Linked DNA regions of Homo sapiens: region 1 is linked to region 2. The links are chromatin loops, found by intact Hi-C in ENCODE. Cell type or tissue: PC-3. All regions are shown on one strand. Links, peaks and the distances in the headings refer to the core of each region. The heading gives the core; the rest is flanking DNA. Region 1 has its middle 87 kb from the start of PWWP3B. Region 2 has its middle 130 kb from the start of PWWP3B.

Region 1 (11,192 bases), core at 1,429-9,428, 46 kb after region 2:
TTAAATTAGATGGAAAAAAAGCTGAAGGTTTCAGCAAGTTGTAGAAGATTTTAAAAAAATAATATTTTAAAAAATTCTATGTATGAACATATTGGCTAAATTTAAAGAACATTCAGTTTTTCCATAAGTTGAACATTGGAATAAAAGAACAACAGGGTTTTCTTAGAACACTGATCTGCTTTTTAACAAAAATTTGTAAAGTATTATAAAAGGTTTATGAGAATCTCACCTTACAGTCAAACTGATTAAGATTGGATAGATTTGTCCATAAGGTTTTATTAAAAATTGGGGTTGACATTAATAGTATATTAATGCAAGGGTAAAATTTGCCTTTCTCTCTTGAATAAGATTTTCATGTACTATTAAAGGATAATAAAAGATTTTTGTTTGCATTTTGAATGAACTACAGGAAAAGAAGGGAAAGACAAGAGACAGATTGTTTGGAAAGCGAAGTCTTCCCACTATGAATGAGTAAAGGTTTTTGCCTTTTTAAAATTTGTGAGTCATTTTGGCGAAATGAATGGCTTATCATGACCTGGAATTCTATTTTATACTATCAAGTGTTTTAAACCTTTATCATATTTGGCAGGTTTCTCAAAATCAAATTTCAGCTGCAAAATTAAGTCTTTTTTAACCTCTGACGTAGGGATGCTGCAGAGGGTCCTGAAGCATCCAAAAGAGAGATAAACAGAATTACGTGAAATGTTAAGTTCCATGGGAAACATTGTCAAAATAAAAATGTTTAACCTTCTTCAGGTTACATTTTAGTGAGTAATATTAATATTTGTTCCAAAATTTTATGGAATTTCTAAAATTCTAATATGTCAGAGTATATACTCTCAATCATAATTATAGTTGTTATCTTAAGTTATTGTAGACCACAGAAATAATCAAACATTTGTCAATTTTGTCTTTAATTATGACTTTTTAAAGTCATTTCCACAGTTTATTGCTTAATACTAATGCAGTTTAGTTTCTGAAAACTTCACAAGCACACAAAATCTTAGAATATTGTATCTTTTAGGAGGTTCATGAAAGAATGGAAAGGATTCTGAAAAACACTCTTGAATACAGGTTTCTAATAACTTTAGAATCACATCATTTGGACTGGGTAAGAATTTCTGGAACTTTAATGAAAAGACTGACTGCTTTATCAAACTTGTAACCCAAGTAGAGCAAAAATAAATTGAATACCAAGAAGATATTTTGCCATATTATCATGCTAAATCAGCCAATACTGAAATCGTTTCGATATACAATTTGAATGAACTTCATGGTCTAAGTCAAATGACCTATGATAACCCATCGGTTATCAGTGCTATGCACCTAAATTGGAGAAACAACTGGTATTCAAGAGGACCTAAGTCCAACGTTAAGAATGGACTCATAGAGAACCAGGACAGATGCCTTGTCCTTCCTGAGTCCCTAAAGCTTTTGTTGTTAAAAGTTCTGCATTCCATGACTCATCATGAAAAAGATAAAATGATCCAAATTAAATATATATTAGTGTGGTGACTTCTAAATTGCTAACATAGTTTATGACCAATGTTTGCTGTGTCAAACCCATATTGCTGGGAAGATAATCAAAGCTTCAGGTACATTTGGCTATCTGATGGGCCATTTAAACTTTTGTAGAGGGATTTCATTCCATTGTCATTTTCAATGCATGTTTTCTGCTTGTATAAAAGCTTTTCCATGCAAGAGGGGTGATGTTATAACATCAGATGATTATGCCACAGTACATTTTCACCAGGTAAAGAAAGCTTTTTATGATTCACTGACTAAGGACAATCAACCCTTTCACAATCTAGAACCCAAAGACTGGATCTTCTGAGAACATCAGAGAAAGACTGTCTCTTTCTCTGCCATGCACACTACAGCAAAACTTTGGGACTTTGAAGTTTGAGTTCATAATCTCACAACTGGGAAGTGTCCCTCCACAATCTTGGAAGCGTACACCCGTTGGAACCCTTAGGATAAAGCAAACCAAGAAAATTTCTTCTCAGAAGAAGATGGCATCTTTGATGTGATCTTTTCCCAAGATCACGGATCAAGACTTCTTTACTCTCACGAGACTCTTATCATTAAATATTTTTCCATTGCTTATACCTTTATGAACAATGGAAGTGAAAAGGGGGTCTGTTGTGTGTACTCATGTGGTATACTTTTATTTGTGAAGGATTTTGCAGCCAGCCTTATACATAGATAACCTTATACCTTGATAGATGGAAGATGAAGGCCCGATGAAAGTGAGAAACTTTAATGGTATATACTTTGCCTCATAATCAGTCAGAAACAGAACGTTGGTTCTCTCCTCTTAACCCACATAATGGATTAAAATAACATTGCCAGGAGGCCTTCGCTATTCTAGACGGGCATCATTCATTAGGTCCTTTTTCCATGGTTTGGAGTAAAAGAGGCAATGATTAGAAATGTATCCCTCATGATAGGCTCTATAGCAGATTCTACTGTAAAGGCTATAGTTACACAACAGACTGTGAAAGTTATGCTAAATAATAGAATTGCTCTATATAACTTACTGGCTAAACAGAGAAATATCTGTGTAGCTGCTGGCACCTGTGGCCTATGGAGAAATACAACACATTAGGTATTATACAGATTCAGTTTTGGGGATTAGTGAAGAGACTGTTTAGTTAAGTGAGTAGACTCTTTACCTCTTTGATCTATTTAATTTAGGTGGTTTGGTTTATGGGGACCCTGGGTAAAGAGCATACTCTAAACTCTTGGTGTTATCCTCCTGAGAGTCATAATAGTATTCTCCCTGGTGTGCTGTATTCTCTCAAAAGTTTTAAATGTTTGCATGCAGCCATCTCTAGAATGTCAAATGGCCTCTCTTCAACTGGAATGACAAGAGTCATTCTGAAAGAAATGTGTGACCATGAGGGTACTATAACCTATGAATGACATGCTGAGACCATAAACCCAAAATGATGGTAACTAAGAGTTGTGCTAAGGCCCTAAGTTTTGGTCACATTCTCACGCAGGTGAGAACGTGAACACAAACGGGGAATTTTTAAAATAAAATTATGGGAGGCCATTGTTTTGGACCGAGCTCATTCACTAGGCCCCAACAGACCAGACCAAACCAAAATGGAGTTGCTCATGCTAAAGGTGACATAATCACACTAATAATTTAAGGAAGCATATAAATCATAGAAGAGAACAGGTTTTCCTTTTAAACAGATTCCAGCATGAGGAGGGTATCCTCTACTCTAACCCTTACAAAAAAATAATAATAATAACCTGAAGTTCTTGTTCCCACCTTACAAAACCCACAGTTCTACTGCTTTCCCCTGGGTTTCAAGACCAGCTAAGTATATTTATGATAGTGATAGTAACATAAATGACTAAAGTTTTGGTCAATCTCTCAAAATTGAGAAGACCAACAGCGGGGAATTGTTAAATCAGTTTTAGCCTGAGGCTGCCTCCTTACATATTTTATGTTCAGCCTAAAGGTTTCTCTGTACATTGTGAACTATAACAAGTGGAGGTGTAAACAGACCATAGCCTACACTTCTGCCAATAACTGAGTTTTGGCCCATCAAATATAGCCAACACTTGGAGCCATGTTCAAATAAGGCAAATGCTGAGGTGTAACCAATTCAGCTGTTTCTGCCCCTCACTTCCATTTTCTGTACATCACTTTCTTTTTCTGTCCATAAATCTTCTTCCATCACCTGTCTACACTGGAATCTCTGAGCCTACTGTGGCTCAGAAGGCTGCCCCATTTGCGAATCATTCATTGTTCAATTAAATTTCTTTAAATTTAATTCAGCTGAAATTTTTCTTTTGTCGGTACACAGAAAAACAGAACACTATATCACTGTAACTATAGTGTGTAAACTACTCTTATCTTAAGTAAAAAGACCAAATGATGAGCCAGTCAAAAACAATACAACAACCTTTTAAGAGATAGTACAATAAGATATAAATAGAAACAACAAAAAGTTCAGAAGTTTAGGGACAAAGTTAAGGTGTGGAGTTTTTATTAGTTATTTTTTGCTTGTTTGTTTACGCAAATAGCATTAAGTTGTTATCAGGTTAAAATAATGGGTTATAAGATAGTATTTGCAAGCTTCATGGTAAACTTAAAACAACATACAACAAATAAACAAAAAATGAAAATCAAGAAACTAAGTCATATCACCAGAGAAAATAACCTTCACTAGAGGAAGACAGGAAGGAAAGAAAGATAGAAGCAAAGACCATAAAACAACCAGAAAGCAAATAACAAAATGGTAGGGGTAAATCCCTACTTATGAATAATAACACTGAATGTAAATGGACTAAACTCTCCCGTCAAAAGATATAGACTAGCTGAATGGATGAAAAAACAAGACCTATCAATCTGTTGCCTACAAGAAAGACACTTCACCTATAAAGACACACATAGACAGAAAATAAAGGGATGGAAAAAGATATTCTATGCCAATGGGAACCAAAAAAAAGCAGGACTCACTATATTTAGACAAAATAGATTTCAAGACAAAAAGTATAAGAAGAGACAAAACGGTCACTATATAATAATAAAGGGTCCAATTCAGCAAGAGGATAAAACAATTTTAAATATATATGCACCCAACACAGGAGCACCCAGATATGTAAAGAAAATATTATTATTAGATATAAAGAAAGAGATAGGCCCCAATACAAGAATAGCTAGAGACTTCAACACCATACTTTCAGCATTGGATAGACCTTCCAGAAAGAAAATCAACAAAGAAACATCAGACTTAATCTGCAGTATAGACCAAATGAATCTAAGAGATATTTACAAGATATTGGATGTATTATGCATCCAATAGCTACATAATACACATTCTTCTCAGCACATGGATCATTTTCTAAGGGGGACCATATGTTAGGTCCCAAAAGAAGTCTTAAAACATTCAAAAAATTGAAATAATGTCAAGCATCTTATCTCAATACAATGGAATAATACTAGAAATCAATAACAATAGGAATTTTAGAAACTACACAAACACATGGAAATTAAACAATATACTCCTGAATGGCCAGTGGGTCAATGAAGAAATTCAGGAAGGAAATGGAAAAATTTCTTGAAACAATTGATAATGAAAACACAATGATATGGTTTGGTTCTGTGTCCCCACCCAAATCTCATCTTGTAGCTCCCGTAATTCCCACGTGTTGTGGGAGGGACCCAGTGGGAGATGATTGAATTATGGGATGTGGGGGCATCTTTCTTATGCTGTTCTCGTGGTAGTGAATGGGTCTCACAAGATCTGATGGTTTTAAAAAAATGGGAGTTGCCCTGCACAAACTCTCTTTGCCTGCCACCATCCACGTAAGATGTGATTTGCTTCTCCTTGCCTTCCACCATGATTGTGAGGCCTCCTCAGCTATGTGGAACTGTAAATCCAATTAAACCTCTTTCTTTTGTAAATTGCCCAGTCTTGGGTATGTCTTTATCAGCAATGTGAAAACAGACTAATAAACACAGCATACCAAAACCTATGGGATACAGCAAAAGCAGTCCCCAGAAGGAAGTTTATAGCAATAAATACCTACATCAAAAAAAGGAAAAACTTCAAATAAACAATCTAACAATGCATTTTAAAGAATTAGAAAATTAAAAGGGAACCAATTTCATTTATTTCTGCTGGGATCTTTATTATTTCTTTTCTTCTATTAAAGAAATAAATGAAATTGAAATAAAAAAATTCAAAATATCAATGAAACAAAAAGTTGGTTTTTTGCAAAGTTAAACAAAATTGATAAAACTTTAGCTAGAATAGCTAAGAAAAGAAAGAGGAGATACAAACAAATAAAATCAGAGGTGAAAAAGGAGAGATTACAACTGATACCACAGAAATTCAAAAAATCATGAGTGGCTACTCTGAGCAACTATATGCCAATAAATTGGAAAATCTAAAATAAATTGAAAAAGTCCTAGATACATACAAATTACCAAGACTGAACCAGGAAGAAATCTAAAACCCGAACAAACCAATAACAATTAACGAAATTGAAGCCGTAATAAAAAGACTCCCAGTAAAGACAAGCCAAAGACCTGATGGCTTCCTTGCTGAATTCTACCAAACACATTTAAAGAAGAACCAATACCAGTCCTACTCAAACTATTCCAAAAAGTAGAGGAGGAGGGAATACTTCCAATTTAATTCTACAAGGCCAGTATTACCCTGATTCCAAAACAAGACAAGGACACATCAGAAAAAGAAAACTACAGGTCATTATCTCTGATGAACTCTGATGCAAAGATTCTCAACAAACTATTAGCAAATCAAATTCAACAATAGATTAGAAAGATCGTTCATCATGACCAAGTGGGGTTTATTCCCCAGGATGCAAGGATTTTTCAACGTATGTAAATCAGTCAATTTGACACATCATATTAACAGAATGATGGATAAAAACCATATGATCATTTCAATTGATGCTGGAAAAGTATTGGATAAAATTCAACATCTTTTCATAATAAAACCCTCGAAAAACTGAGGATAGAAGGAACGTACCTCACCATAATAATAGCCATATATGACAGACCCACAGCTAATATTATACTGAGTGAGGAAAAACTGAAAACCTTTCCTCTAAGATCTGGAACACGACAAGGAGGCCTCTGTCACCACTGTTATTCAACATATTACTGGAAATCCTTGCTGGAGCAATCAGACAAGAGAAAGATATAAAGGACATCGAAATTGGAAAGGAAGTCAAATTATCCTTGTTTGCAGATGATATAATTTTATATTTTGTAAAAGCTAAAGATGCCATAAGAAAACTATTAGAACTGATAAGCAAATTCAGTTAAGTTTCAGGATACAAAATTAACATAAAAAATCAGTATCATTTATATATGCCAACAGTGAACAATGTGAAAAAGAAACTTAAAAAGCAATCCCATTTACAATAGCCACACATAAAATTAAATACCTAGGAATTACCTTAACCAAAGAACTGAAAAATCTCTACAGTGAAAACTCTAAAACAGTGATGAAAAAAATTGAAGGACACCAAAAAAATGGGCAAAAATTCCATGTTCATGGATTGGAAGAATCAGTATTATTAAAATGTCCATACTACCTAAAGCAATGTACAGATTCAATGCAATCCCTATCATGATACCAATGACATTCTTCATAGAAATAGAAAAAAAAATCCTAAAATTTATATGGATCACAAAAGAAGCAGAATAACCAAAGCTATCCTAAGCAAAAAGAACAAAACTGGAAGAATCCCATTACCTGACTTCAAATTATACTACAGAGCTTTAGTAACCAAAACAGCATGGTACTTGCATGAAAACAGACACATAGGGCAATGTAACAGACTAGAGAACCAAGAAAAAATCCACACACCTACAGTGAACTCATTTTTTATGAAGGTGCCAAGAACATACACTGGGAAAAAGACAGTCTCTTCAATAAATGGTGCTAAGAAAACTGGATATCCATATGCAAAATAATGAAACTAGACCCCTCTGTCTCACCATATATAAAAATCAAATAAAAATTGATTAAAGACTTAAATCTCAGACCTTAAGCTATGAAACTACTACAAGAAAACACTGGGAAAACTCTCCAGGACACTGCTCTGGGCAAAAATTTCTTGAGCAACACCCCACAGCCACAGGCAACTAAAGCAAAAAGGGACAAATAGAATCACATCAAGTTAAAAAGTTTCTGCACAGCAAAGGAAACAATCAACAAAGCTAAGAGACAACCCACATAACTTGCAAACACTTGCAAGCTACCATCTGACAAAGGATTAATAACCAGAGTATATAAGGAGCTCAAACACCTCTTTAGGAATCAACCTAATAATCCAATTTAAAAATGAGCAAGAGATCTGAATAGACATTTCTCAAAAAAAGACATACAAATGAGAAACAGGCATATTAAAAGGTGCTCAACATCATGGATCATCAGTGAAATGTAAATCCAAACTACAGTGAAATATCATCTCACCTCAGTTAAAATAACTTATGTCCAAAAGACAGACAATAACAAATGCTGGCAAGGATATAGAGGAAAGGGAACCCTTGTACACTGTTGGTGGGAATGTAAACTAGTACATGAACTATGAAGAAGAGTTTAGAGGTTTCTCAAGAAACTGAAGATACAGCTACCATATTATCCAGCAATCCCACTGCTAGGTATACACCCAAAAGAAAGGAAATCAGTGTATCAAAGAGTTATCTGCACTCCTATGCTTGTTACAGCATTGTTCACAATAGTCAAGATTTGGAAGCAACCTAAGTGTCCATCAATACATTAATGAATGAAGAATATGTGGTACCTACAGACAATGGAGTATTATATTATTAAGTCATAAAAATAATGAGATCCAGTCATTTGCAACAACATGGATGAAACTGGAGATCATTATGTTAAGTGAAATAAGCCAGACACAGAAAGAAAAACATCGCATGTTCTCACTTATTTGTAGAATTTAAAAATTAAAACAATTGAACTCATGGACATAGAGAGTAGGAGGATAGTTACCAGAGGCTGTGAAAGGTGTTGCAGGGTTTGGAGGAGGTGGGGATGGTTAATGGATACAAAAAAAATAGAAAGAATGAATAAGACCTGCTATTTGATAGCATAACAGGGTGACTATAGTCAAGAATAATTTAATTGCATATTTTAAAATAATTTAAAGAATATAATTGGATTGTGTGTAACTCAAAGGATAAATACTTGAGGGAATGTATATCCCATTCTCCATGATGTGCTTATTTCACATTGTAGGCTTGTATCAAAACCTCTCATGTACCCCATAAATATAAACACCTACTATGTATCCACAAAAATAAAAATAATAATGATTCATGTTCCTACATTGTTCTTAGGTTGAAATAAAATGACTAATCAAAAAGTAGTCATTAGTTATCCAATTGATAGCCATGCTCTATAGAATTATTAATTTTGAAGGTATATTCTGTTAATGCTTTATCCAGGTGGGCAATTAACATATACCTCAAGGAAAAGAAATCCTAGGAATGGAGTTCTCTCGAAATAAGTGCATTTTCCTTAAAATGACCCCCATGAACACCAACAGCCATAGACTTCCATCCTAAATCCACATCACCAAACTTCCAAGCTGTTATTACTTTAGAGTTTCTTGTACTATGTAGCCCATTGAAATGTAAAGACACCTGAATGGAGTGTTTCCTAAAACTAATTAGTAAGAAAATATCAACAAAAGAGTCAAACTCTGTAAAATATTTGAAGAGATATATTCTGAGCCAAATATGAGTAACCAATGGCCCAAGGTACAGTCTCAAGTTGTCCTGAGAATATATGCCTAAGATGGTCGACCTACAGCATGGATTTATACAATTTAGGAGAACATAAGACATAAATCAATACATGTAAAATGTACATTGGTTCAGTCTGGAAAGATGGGACAAGTTGAAGTGGGGGCTTCCAGGTCATAGGAGGATTCAAGAACTTTCTAATTGTTAATTGGTTGAAAGAGTTAAGTCATTGTCCAAATATCTAGAATCTGTAGAAGGGAATGTTTGGGCCAAGATAAGGGGTTGTGGAAACTAAGGTTCCCCTTATGTACATAGAATCAATAGAATGGAATGACTGGCTTAAGTTAAGAGATTGTGGAGATCAAATTTCCCATCATGCAGATAAAGCCTCCAGGTAGCAAGCCTCAGAAAGAATAGATTGTAAATGTTTCTTGTCAGACTTTTTTTTAATATATAAAGTGCCAGACTCTTAGTTGAGTCTCTCCTGGATCAGGAAAAAGGCCTGGAAAGGGAAGGGGATTTTCTATACAATGTTGACTGTCCCCTTTGCTGGGCTATTTGAAGATGTGGCAAAGAAACATATTTGGGGGTTATCTTTATCTGTCATGTGATGTTATGCTAGAGTCAGGCTGGAAAGTAAGCCATGTTATATGTTTTGAATAAAACCCCTCTTTTGAGAGTTTATGGTTTGTAGGACATGGATCTCCGTACCCCTTACATAGGAATTTGAGCAAGAGAAGAAAAAGATCAGAGTTTAGTCCTCAGAAACTTCTTTATTATGCTAAATGGGTGGATCAAACTGGTTTCATGTAATTGAAGCATGGCAGAATATGCCACCCTAAAATATGTCATTTTGACATAAAGATTATTTTTAAGCCTTAACTCACTTGAGTAACAACAGATGCAAGAAGGGCATTCTTATTTCCCTCTTTATTCCTGAAAACAGGATAAAAACTGCCATGTGAAAAATGGCCAGAGGTCAGAACAGTTTGCAAGCACAGCATGTTCTCATTTATAAGTGGGAGCTGAACAGTGAGAACACATGGACACATGGAGGGGAACAACACTCACTGGGGCCCATTGCAGGAGGCTGGTGGCAGAAGAGCACTAGGGAAAAGAGCTAACACATGTGGGGCTTAATACCTAGGAGATGGATTGTTAGGTGCAGCAAACCACCATGGCACACATTTATCTATGTAACAAACATGCACATCCTACACGCGTACCCTGGAGATTAAAAAACAAAAACAAAAACAACAAAATAATTTTAAAAAGAAGAAACAGTTTGCAAGGTTATTTACTGGATCTCCCTGTACCAGTTAAAAGGAACATTCTTCAACGGGGAGTCACAGCTGAGTGAATTCTGTACAAACAGTCCTTGTTAAGTATTTCTTATCTTCCTTTAGCCTTCCCAGATAATTTAGTTACTTTTCCAGAATTGTCTCTTTTTGTTCAACCTAATATAAAAAGCATTTAGATTTTTCCACTTCTTTGGGTCTTCATTTCCCTATGAGGGCTCCTATGTCACATAAAATGCATACAAGTTTTTTATGCCTTTATCCTGTTTAATCTGTTTTATATCAATTTAATTATCAGACCCAGCAAAAAACTCTAAGAAGTATAAACCAAAAATAAAATTCTAAGCCCCCCAGCAATGGACTGATGGACAACCCCCCAACTGGCCCTCAGCCAACAGTATTCCAAAGAAATCTGGAAAACTAATTCAGTTCATGATGGGGGAGAGGGAGGTTGGACCTGCGTTGTTATACCCTCCTGCTTTTGGAATTCAGGCAAAACTGACCAGCATTAACATAAAAACAGAGATCTTTTTTGTTGTTGAAAATGGCAGAATTTTCTTCTTTGGCAAAGCTAAAATTACATATGCATATATATATATATATATATATTTATCACAGTTTCTTCATAT
Region 2 (11,192 bases), core at 1,035-9,034:
GCAAAATTTCTCGAACCACCCCTGTACTGTCTGTTCATTAGCAGTTCCTGGGCCAAGTGCATTGTCGGTATTGTGACTTGTCTCCGCTGCTTTAGGACCCATTTTGAACTCATGTAAGAAAATCACACCAATTATTTGCTTTTTGTCTAATGTCATTTCCATAGTCTAAAGTAAATATAAAATAAACAGCAATTAATGCCATAATCAAAAAAGCATGAAGTGAGAAATGTGCATTAAAATCATGTGTAACATAATCACGTTTATTTAAGAATATATTCCAATATCAAATTGCAAATTTTAACAGTGGAAAAACTGCAGTTACTTTTGCACCAACCTGATAGTATCATACTGAATGGGGAAAATCTGAAAGCTTTTCCTCTAAGATCTGGAACACAACAAGGGTGCCCACTGTCACCACTGTTATTCAGCACAGTACTGGAAGTCCTAGCTAGAGCGATCAGACAAGAGAAAGACATAAAAGGCATTCGAATTGGAAAGGAAGAAGTCAAATTATCCTTGTTTGCAGATGATATGATTTTATATTTGGAAAAACCTAAAGACTCCATAAAGAAGTTTTTAGAACTGATAAATTCAGTGAAATTGCAGGATACAAAATCAACACACAAAAATGAGTAGCATTTCTATATGCCAACAGTGAAATATATGAAAAAGAAATTAAAAGTAATTCCATCTATGATAGCCACACATAAAATTAAAGACCTGGGAATTAACCAAAGTAGTGAAAGATCTCTATAATATAAACTATAAAACACTATACAAATAAATCAAAGAAGACACTAAAAGATGGAAAAATGTTCCATGTTCATGGATTGGAAGAATCAATATTGTTAAAATGTCCATACTACCCAAAGCAATCTACAGAGTCAATGCAATCTCTATCAAAATACCAATGCCATTTTTTTTTTCAAAAAACAAAATAGAAAAAAACAGTCCTAAAATTTGTATGGACTACCAAAGATCCAGAATCACCAAAGCTACCCTGAGCAAAAAGAACAAAACTGGAGGGATTTCATTACCTGACTTCAAATTATACCGCAGAGCTATAGTAACCTAAACAGCATGGTACTGGCATAAAAACAGACACATAACCAATGGATCAGACTAGAGAAACCAGAAACAAATTCACACACCTACAGCAAACTCGTTTTCAACAAAGATACCAAGAAAATACATTGGGGAAAAGACGGTCTCTTCAATAAATGGTGCTGGGAAAACTGGATATTCGTATGCAGAAGAATGAGACTAGACCCTTACATCTTGCCATATACAAGAATAAAATAAAAGTGGATTGAAGACTTAAATATAAGACCTCAAACTATCAAACTACTACAAGAAAACTTCGAGAAAAATCTGCAGGACATTGGTCTGGCCAAAAATTTATTGAGCAATACCCCACAAGCACAGACAACCAAAGCAAAACGGGATAAATGGGATCACATCAAGTTAAAAAGCTTCTGCACAATGAAGTATATAATCAACAAAGTGAAAAGAAAACCCACATAATGGGATAAAATATTTGCAAACTACCAATCTGACAAAGGATCAATAACAAGAATATATAACGAGCTCAAACAACTCTATAAAAAATCTAATAATTCGATCTAATAAAAATTAGACAAGTGATTTGAACAGATATTTCTCAAAAGAAGACATACAAATGACAAACAGGAATATTAAAAGGTGCTCAACATTATTGATCATCAGACAAATGCAAATCCAAACTACAGTGAGATATCATCTCACCCCAGTTAAAATCACTTATATCGAAAAGGCAGGCAATAACAAATACTGGTGAGGATGTGCAGAAAAGGAAACTTCTGTACTCTGTTGGCGGGAATGTAAATTAGTACAACCACTATAGAGAATAGTTTGGAGGTTCCTCAAAAAATTAAAAATAGAGCTACCATATGACCTAGCAGTCTCACATCCGGGTAGATACACAAAGGAAAGGAAATCAGTATATTGAAGAGATATCTGTATTCAGATGTTTGCTGCTGCACAGTTTACAATAACCAAGATTGGGGAGCAACCTAAGTGTCCATCAACAGATAAATGGATAAAGAAAATGTGGTACATATGCCCAATGGAGTACTATTCAGCCATAGTAAAATAAGATTCAGTGATTTGCAACAATATGGATGGAACTGGAGATCACTATGTTAAGTGAAATAAGCCAGACACAGAAAGACAAACATCACATGTTCTCACTTATCTGTAGGATCTAAAAATCAATGTAAGTGAACTCATGGACATAGAGAGTAGAAAGATGGTTACCAGAGGCTGAGAATGGTAGTCAGGGACTAGTGGGGATGTGGGGATGGTTAATGGGTTAAAAAATATAATTAGAAGGAATGAACAAGACTAATGTTTAATAGCAACAACAGGGTGATTATAGTCAAAAATAACCTAATTGTATGTTTTAAAGTAAAATATATATGTATATAAACATCAATTATGTTTAGTTGCAATTAGCAATGAACAATACAATAATGAAATTAGTAGATCCATTGTGCATACAGTAACATAACATGAATAAAATACTTAGGAATAAATTTAACAACTCAATGTTCATCAACAGATGGATGAATAAAGACAATGTGTTATATTTGTGAGATATTATTCAGCCATGAAAAGAAGTGTTGATAAATGCTACAACATGTATGAAATTTGGACATCTTCTGCTAAATGAAATAAGCTAGTCACAAAAGAACATGCAATGTATGTTTTGATTTTATGAAATACTCAGAAAAAGTATGACCATGGAGACAGAAAGCATATTAGTGGTTGCCTAGGTCTGCATCTGGGATTGGGAGCAGGGATGGACTGCAAATGGGCACAAAGATCTTTTTGAGATATCAGAAATGTTCTAAAATTGAATAGGGTGTATATAGATTGTGGTGAGGGTTGCATAACTGTGTACCTTTAATACAAAATCATTCAATTTCATGCACTTAAAACAGCTGAATGTTATATTAATTGTACCACAATACATATATTTAAATGATGTCTTGCTAATGGTGTTTTTATGCTGATGTCAGATAGAGTATTCTAAATTTGTCGGAGACCTTGATGGAAGGAAAATGCCATTCTCACTTATTTCTCAGACTTTGCTTCCTCATTAGAGTCATCTCTGTGTCTAGATTCTAACAGATATTCTTCTGTCTCATTCATTCATTCACTCATGTATTCTGTGAGTTTTAGCATTGTGAGTCATGTGTGAGCCACTTAGCTGTGGCACAAGGCCATGATCCTGATGATATGTTTAAGGTGTAATGGAAAAAATGTGTTAATCTTGTGTACTAGGTCATCTGGAGCTATTGAATGTTTGCACTGGGTTTGTGGCTGCATGGAATTTGAGATTCCTTTCGTACAAGCGTCTGTGATTTCCACATTCTAAGGTAGTCCTGAATAGAGACTGAAACAGGTTTGGTTTGTCTGACAAGAATGCCAGACATTTTATTTATTTATTCATTGATGGTGATTCTAAGTATGAATTTGTGTATCCCAGTTTCCATGGAAAGCTAACATCAAGCTGATTGTTATGCTGATATTATGGTTTAATGGCAACTGGGAAATGCTATTTAATAGCTGGAGATAGAAATAATTATTAGGGATATTAACAGGAAGGAAAGGTGGCATACCTACATGCATACCAGCCCTATTGGGCGTCTATCATAACTGCGACTGTGTATATATATGTTTATTTGTGTGTGTGTATGGGAGGATGATATATTTTATTGAAGAAGCTGTATCTGAGACTTCTGTTACTTGGAAGAAACGGTTCTCTCCTCATGAGTAAAGCCAGAAGTAGACGAGTCACCAGTTATCCATTCACTTCTCTTCTCTTGTTTCTGTATTCTGAAATAGCCTGACACCTGTGCGGGGAGAACCTAGTTAGCCTTTGATAATTTCAATTGGATTCTGTTGATAGACATAGAATAAAATTTGGATGATCAGAAAGAAAGCTAAAGTTTTCCATTCTTTTAAGAAATCTGAGGTTAATTTTATGCTTTCATAAATGTTTATAATACTTTTAGTTTTAACATTATGTATTAAAAATTTCCCTGCCAAAAAGGGTATTACTTATTAGAAAAAAATGGAAACTTTAGCGAAGACCTAAAATCTCTCTGAATTGTCCTACAAATTGAATATCCCATCAATTTTCAAAATTTATTTTTAATTATACAAAGCAATTGTAATACTTATGTAGGAGCCAGAATAGCCAAAACACGTTTATTAATCAGAACCATTATGGACTGTCTTATATAGTAATAAAAAAGTTTCTTTTTTCATTACTTTTCAGAAATTTCAGGTGCCTTTACATTTACACCAGCTACATCACACAAAAATCTCCAAGGTATAAGCTTGAAATTTCTGTTGTTAGAAAAAATATTTTTTATTCCATGGGTGTTGGTATTCATGTGGGTAATTTAAAGAAACATACTCTTATATAGAGAAAATGCCACACCTGATATTTCCTTTAGACCTATGTAAACTAACCACCTGGCTGGGGATTATCAAAATATGGCTTCCAAATTAACTTTTATAAGGTATGCCTATCTGTTGGATAACTGAAAACTATTTTTTGTTTACTGATTTTATTTTCAACCTAAGAGAAATGATATAAAATTAATCACTATTTTTATTAGAAGCATGGAAATTTAAAACTCTGCATTTGGACATTTTATTTCTTGATTAACCTTATGAAACTTTTAATTTATTGGGCATGGATTTGGCAAGAGTAATATTTATTCTTTATGTTTATTGTGGAAAGTGAAGGGTTAACTCAGCAGGCCTCAACATGTAGTCCAAACAAGGCCCTGTCTTCTTGATGCTCCTGAGAGATAACCTCTGAGTCCGTGAAATGTTCTTACTAACAAGTTTGGTTTTGCATGTCAGAGTCCATGGGCCATGCTCTACCTGTTTGACTAGTTAAGTTTATCCTAACAATGCGAATTATTGTGAATGTCTATTTTTGCTCTGAGGGATGGACTAGAATCTGCGTAGCTGTGGTCAGTCATGCAGGTGCTACATGGCTACATGACTGACCCATAATAAAAGCCTGGACTTCAAGGCTCAAGTCATCTTTCATAGTTGGCACACATCATTTCTGGTATAATTAGATGTATCCATGTCTGACTTATCTGGGAAGGGACACTAAAAAGATTGTACCTAATTTTTCTTTCACTTTGCCTCATGTGGCTTTTTCCCTTTCCTGACTGTAATCTGTATCCTTTCATTATAATAAACCATACCTGTGAGTACAAGAGCTTCTCTGAGTCATCCGAGTTCTTTTGGTGAATCATGGAGCCTGAAGGTGGTCATGATACCCAACAGAGTTGGCTTCAGAAGTGAGATTTGCTAAAACAATCTGACTCACCAAATCATGGTGAAAGGATTCTTTGAAGAGAGGAAGGATAAAGGGGTAGTGGATGACAAACCTTTGATGCCTGGATGTCTATTGAGTCACCCATTGTACAAAACAGCTGTTATATGATCAGTTACTTGAGGTGAATGTCACATAACGATGGGATTTACAATCATGAGGAGGTGGCTTCCCTGGATACATGAAAAAATACAATACAATGAGAAAAAAGCCAAATAGACAACCTCTTAGTTATTTTTTATCTGCAATAAATAAAATGAAAGTGCAGGAGAGTTTTGGGGTAGATCCCAGCACTGCATGAAATTCAAATTGTAGCTAGTCGGAGCTATGATTCCTAGTCTCAGAACTGCTATAAGATGAAAATTGTGCTGCAACAAGAGATAGCACTTCTATGACCTCTGCTCACCAAGAATATATTCCAGGTGGCAGGTGGAGGCAAATCTGAGAAACTACTGAAACCGGTGGGTATGGCGTTAAAGAGCTGTCTCCTCTTCTGGAGTCATATCATCAGCTTCCTGAAAATCACTGAGTAAAAATGGATTGTGAGAGTGATTAAGTTAGGAGCAGTCTCCTTGGTTTTGAATGCTGCAGAATGGAGGAGTATGTTTGGGTTGATGCAGGACTCACGACTTACTATTGAATAGATGGCTGTACATGATCCAAACACGCAAGTGGTTTTTCCTGAGGGGATCCCTAGCCTTGTATACTGAATAAAAGCCACTGTGAAGTTTCTTTAGCATGAAAAGAGGAAGGATTTTTTCCCCTCCTTTAAAATATAAGTGAAACTCTTAGATGAAGCAGCCTGATGTGCTGCATATGCAATCCATGCTGGATTGGCTTTGCAAAGACCAGGGTGTTTATATACTTATTATGCCTGTTACTCAGGTCATGTTGAATTCTGTGACTTAGGGGAACGTGTTGCATGGTCACCCCATGAAATCTTGCTGTTGTAAAATCAAGCAATGATTTGAGAAGCTGTATCAGATTTGTTATCTCAGCTTCCCCCATGGGTCTCTCAGATGCTAAGAAAATTATAATGATCCACAAGAGAATGAAGAAAGAAAAGGGAGTGAGTCAAGGGACTCACTTCAGCAAAGCCAAAAAATGTAAATAATTACTAAGGAATGTGAAGAATAAAGTGGCATTGATAGAGTTGACAGTAATATCGGGAGGATATCAGGATAGAATGTTTGACGGAATAAAGGTCAGTGTTTGGATAAACATTGAAACGTTTGAAGAGACTCTAGGTGAAGTGGTTGTATCTCTTTTTCCTGCATGCATCACTGAGATGGATATTATGTCCGCTGGGAAACACTTCCTCTAACAATTATGGTAAAACAAACGGCATGTAAGTTTATCTGTTAGGTGGTATTAATCGGACATAATAAGTGGGAGCCTACAGAATTTTCTGAGCCCACTCAGGTTGTAAATTTGAAGCAGTAAAGAATACCTGGTGGAGAAAAAAACAGATTATCACTTTAATTAATGACATGTTAAAAGCTGGAGTGTTGTACAATAGCACTTTGTAGCCTATGAAAAGGCAGATGGTTCATGAAAACTAACAGTAGGTGATCAATGCTTGAATAATGTAGTCTCACATATAGCATCATCATGAAAAAAATACAGGTTAAAGAAGGCAACTACTCAGCAGTTAATTGGGAAATGCTTTTTTTCCTGAACACCAATTATAATAAAGAGTCAACTGTAATTTTCCTTTGTGTAGGAAGGATCCCAATTTACACTCACCATTTTGCTGCAGAATTATTTGAATTCACCAGCTTGCTGTCATAATTTGGTCAGGAAAGATTTGAACTTGATCCATGTATCAAGCACAGTAATAAACTACATAGAGGATTTCATAATAATATCAGAAAACAAAGGATGAGCTAAAATTACTTAAATGCAGTGGTGACACATAGGACAAAGCAAAGATAGTTGATCCACCCAGCAGAGATTCAAGGACTGGTATAAACGATGAAATTCTTGGGAATAACATGGGCAGAAGCCACTGGGACATCCCACAGGCAACTAAAAATAAAATGCCATCATTGCTTACCCCGTAAATAGGCAAGAAGCACAGCACGTGGTTGAGTCTTTTGGATTTTGGAGGATTCATACATCATATCAGAGAATGCTGTTAGATTCAATCCATGAAACTACCTCTAAGAAGACCATATTTGAATGGGGGCCTGAACAACAGCAGGCTATGTCAAAAATGCAAAAACTGGCGTCTCAGTCAACGGCTTTAGGACTTTAGGATCCACACTCAGATATGATTTGGAAGTGCCTGCAACTTACATTTATGCAAACGGGAGCTTATGGCAAAATACAATGAGTGCTGTCCAGCAGTGACAATTGACTGGAATATTGGGCAGAAAGTTTTCAGACGTGGCAGTGTATTACACTCTGTTTGAGAGACGATTATTTGTTTGCTATGGGGCACTTATTGAAACTGCCCGTATGACTTGGGTACATAAAATACTCTTGAAACCATTGCTCATAATGTCTTGAGTAATGTCTAATAAGAGAGATAAGAAAGGAAGTGTTCAGAAATCTCCATAATCAAATGAAAAGGGTTTATGCAGGAACATGCCACTGGAGGAATGCAAGGATGCAGTCAATGTGTGCATGCTTAGGTACAGTCTCTTTTCCCTTAGGCTAAGTTTGGAATCAACTGAAGAGATGCCATATTCTATTGCCACCTTGGTGGTGGGTCTCTATGCACAGCTCTCAACTGACCACAAAATAGCTCCTTAATTTATGGATGGCAATTCCAAGGTGGATGGACAGCATCCAGTTTGGGAGACTGACCGACCTAAAAACTGACGAACATAAAAACTCTGATTGAAGAATGTAAGAAGAAATCAGCTTAAAGGGCTGGGCTGAATTGTATGCTGTTTTCCTTGTAGTGATGGAAGAATTGAACAAAAACAAAGTAAAAAATTTGTTGGTTTATTTTGACCCATAAGTGGAATAAGAGGGTGACGTAGGTAGAATAAAGAGAGAGCCAATGGCCTGGCCACGTGGTCAGACAGATGGGCAATGGAAAATCGAACTATTAAAGGGCTACTGTAAGAGTCACAGCCCTGTGGAAATCACAATGGAAATTTAAGAGGCAGATTAAAGAAGGACAAGTTAATGCCCATTCAAATGATTCCTTTCCCCAATCAGGTGATTGGTATGAGCAAGTGGACATCCTTTTGTGCTTGTTGAGGTGTTGACCTGGTCCATGGAATGAGTGGACATGGAATAGCTGCAGCAAAGCAGAGGTGGGCTTATCATCAGCGTATTCCACTTGCACTTTCTGAGGCACCAAATCCCAGCAAGCGCTAACTGTGTGCCAGCCAGAAAGACAAAGACTGCAGATAATTATGAGGCAGATTCCCTTGGGTGGGGGGCTTAAGGGGGAGGTTCCCACATAGATACCACATTCACTGTATCAGACTACTACCAGTAGCCCTGGCGGGGTTGTGGGGAGGGGGGCGCTATAAATAGGTCCTGATAGAAAGAGATACTTACTTTGGACTATGCTTTGTATACTGGATGGTAAATACAAATTCTGAACGTACTATAAAGGATTGGAACAGAAGATACTGTACCAAGTTAGAACGCCACGTTACAATTTTTCAGACCAACGATCGTATTGTATAGTCCATAGGGCTCAACAAGAGTCAAAGAGATAATATCAGGTGGCCACATCATATCGCACATCATCTTCGGAGTCGTGACTTGATAGAGAATTGGAATGACAAAACATTTGTTGAGTAAATTGAGTGGAGATAACGGTATGAAAGGCTAGCTTACAAACCTTCATGAGTGTGTGCTCACATTCAACATGGGAAGGGGGGACAAAGCATACTCCCCACTAGGTAGATTTCTCTGTTTTTCTGGGGGATTGGGGAAGAGGCAATAAGGGAGGATGCTGGTGTAATTACATAATGCATCCCCACACAAACCCACCTTTTGTGTTCCTAGCTGCTTCCGTGGTCCCAGGATTAGGGCTGCAACTGTAGGTGTCAGAGGCACAGATGATCCCTAAATCAAAACCCTTAACTTTACCTTTACACCTTTATGCCAGTGATTATAAGGGCCTGAAAGGATGAATTGTGCCTTTATGGCATCTGGCAAAATTAAGGTTGGCGGTGAATGCAGCTGCATTTCCCACATGGTCCAGAAAGCCCACTGGTTGTATCTTTATGTAACCCCTCCCTATTTGAATGGGATTGGATGAGTTTCTCCTCACATAGCCACTTTTGAAAACTGTTGAGGGTAGGCACTTACCAGGCTGGTACTGGTACCAATGATTTTGACCAAATAAATGGTAAAACCTAACACCCTTTCAAAGATAGAAAAGTTTTGGTAAATCTCAACAGCAAATAGAAAGAAGGAGCAATAGTAGTTGAGGGTAAAGGAACGAATAAATGATCTATGGAATAAAAAAAAATCAATATGACGTTGGTGACCTAAAGAAGCTCAGAGTAAGAAATTGCTATTGTCTTTTAGCAATTGTACCCTGATGTTCAAAAGAGTGAAGCCATATGTTTGCCAATACCACACCTGCTTTTTGAACTGCACAAGGTCAAAGGGAAGCCTGCAAATCTGAGTTGCACTGTTCTGGGGGAAATTTTGGTCACACAATGTGATGAACTGGTTCTATGACTAATGACTAAGTGCAACTGTAGAAATATGCCAGTATATTTTGACTCATTTTTCAGGTTATGTCTACTGCAAAGTATATCACTTAGCAAGAAATTTCTAGGAACAACTCCCTATCAGGCCATTTCTCCGTGCAGTGTTACAGCTCCCGGCAGACTAATTACTGTGTAACCATAAACCTTGATGATAAAATCATGGGAAAGGTCCCTGATTATAATGAATGAAAAAAATAATGATAGCATGTCCGACATGCCATTGTGTGCTGTGCACAAATACTTATTATTCTTGTTTTAGCGGATGAAATGCTTTTGAACAAAATAGAAAAAGGAGCATGGATTTCTGATGGGAATAAAGCAGTGGCATCACATGGTAAGTTTGAGTTCTTCTATGGAATGGTCCCAAGGTGACCAACTGTCTTCTGTAGGCAAGTGATATGAAAAATACTGACACTGATTATCAAAAGTATCGGGAGATTGAGTTGAAGTCTACTTAGGATATAATACTAACATGAAAATGACTAGCCTGAGGAAGAGCTAGATTTAGTTAGCCATCAGCTAACTTCTGTGTTAAATGGTGCTGCACAGATTCCTCACAAAGTACAAATAACATTAGATCGAGGGGAGAAAGAAGTCATCGAATTAGGATAAATGTAGAAAAGTGTATGTTTTCTTTATAAGATACATTGCTTTTTTCATTAGATATAGCCCTTTCCTATACTGGCTCTTCTAACTGTTAGGTATACTCATACTAATGCTATCGCTACGTCTATTATATAAATGATATGCTAAAGGTAGAAGCACGAGACAATGTGATAATTTTGCTGTAAGATATCCTAGGCCAAAGGCCAGGGGAGCCAACTGGGCAGGAAAGAGTTACGTCCACTTACCTGGTTTCCTCAAACACAAGACATTCCAAAGAAAGTACTGTTTTCAGAACTAGTCCTTAACACACTCCTGGGAGATAACCGCTGTACATTGGAATATTCTCCCTCAAAAAGGTTTCGTTTTGTTTAGGTTTTTGTTTAGTTTTTTTTTTTTTTTTTTTTTTTTTTTTCGGTATTCCTGAAACCTTGGGCCCTGCTGCACCAGTTAGACAAGATACTTTTTATCATGCATGGTGAATGCCTGTT

What was found. Peaks named below come from ENCODE experiments on the same cell type or tissue, not always from the same donor. Only the 100,000 strongest peaks of a DNase experiment are listed, where the experiment ranks them.
Region 1: a loop joins it to region 2, with 5 times the contacts of the local background. A loop is called at or near these places in 6 of 110 quality-filtered maps.

Annotation. Positions count from the first base shown.
Region 1 is chrX:106,249,320-106,260,511 of GRCh38, reverse strand. No RefSeq gene overlaps it. Among named protein-coding and RNA genes, the nearest start is that of PWWP3B, 87 kb to the right of the region's middle. In PC-3, for the core only: no CTCF peak of the experiment used is centred there; no DNase peak of the experiment used is centred there; H3K27ac peaks cover 762 bases.
Region 2 is chrX:106,294,637-106,305,828 of GRCh38, reverse strand. No RefSeq gene overlaps it. Among named protein-coding and RNA genes, the nearest start is that of PWWP3B, 130 kb to the right of the region's middle. In PC-3, for the core only: no CTCF peak of the experiment used is centred there; DNase peaks (open chromatin) are centred at 3,348, 4,958 and 5,388; H3K4me3 peaks cover 961 bases; H3K27ac peaks cover 3,468 bases.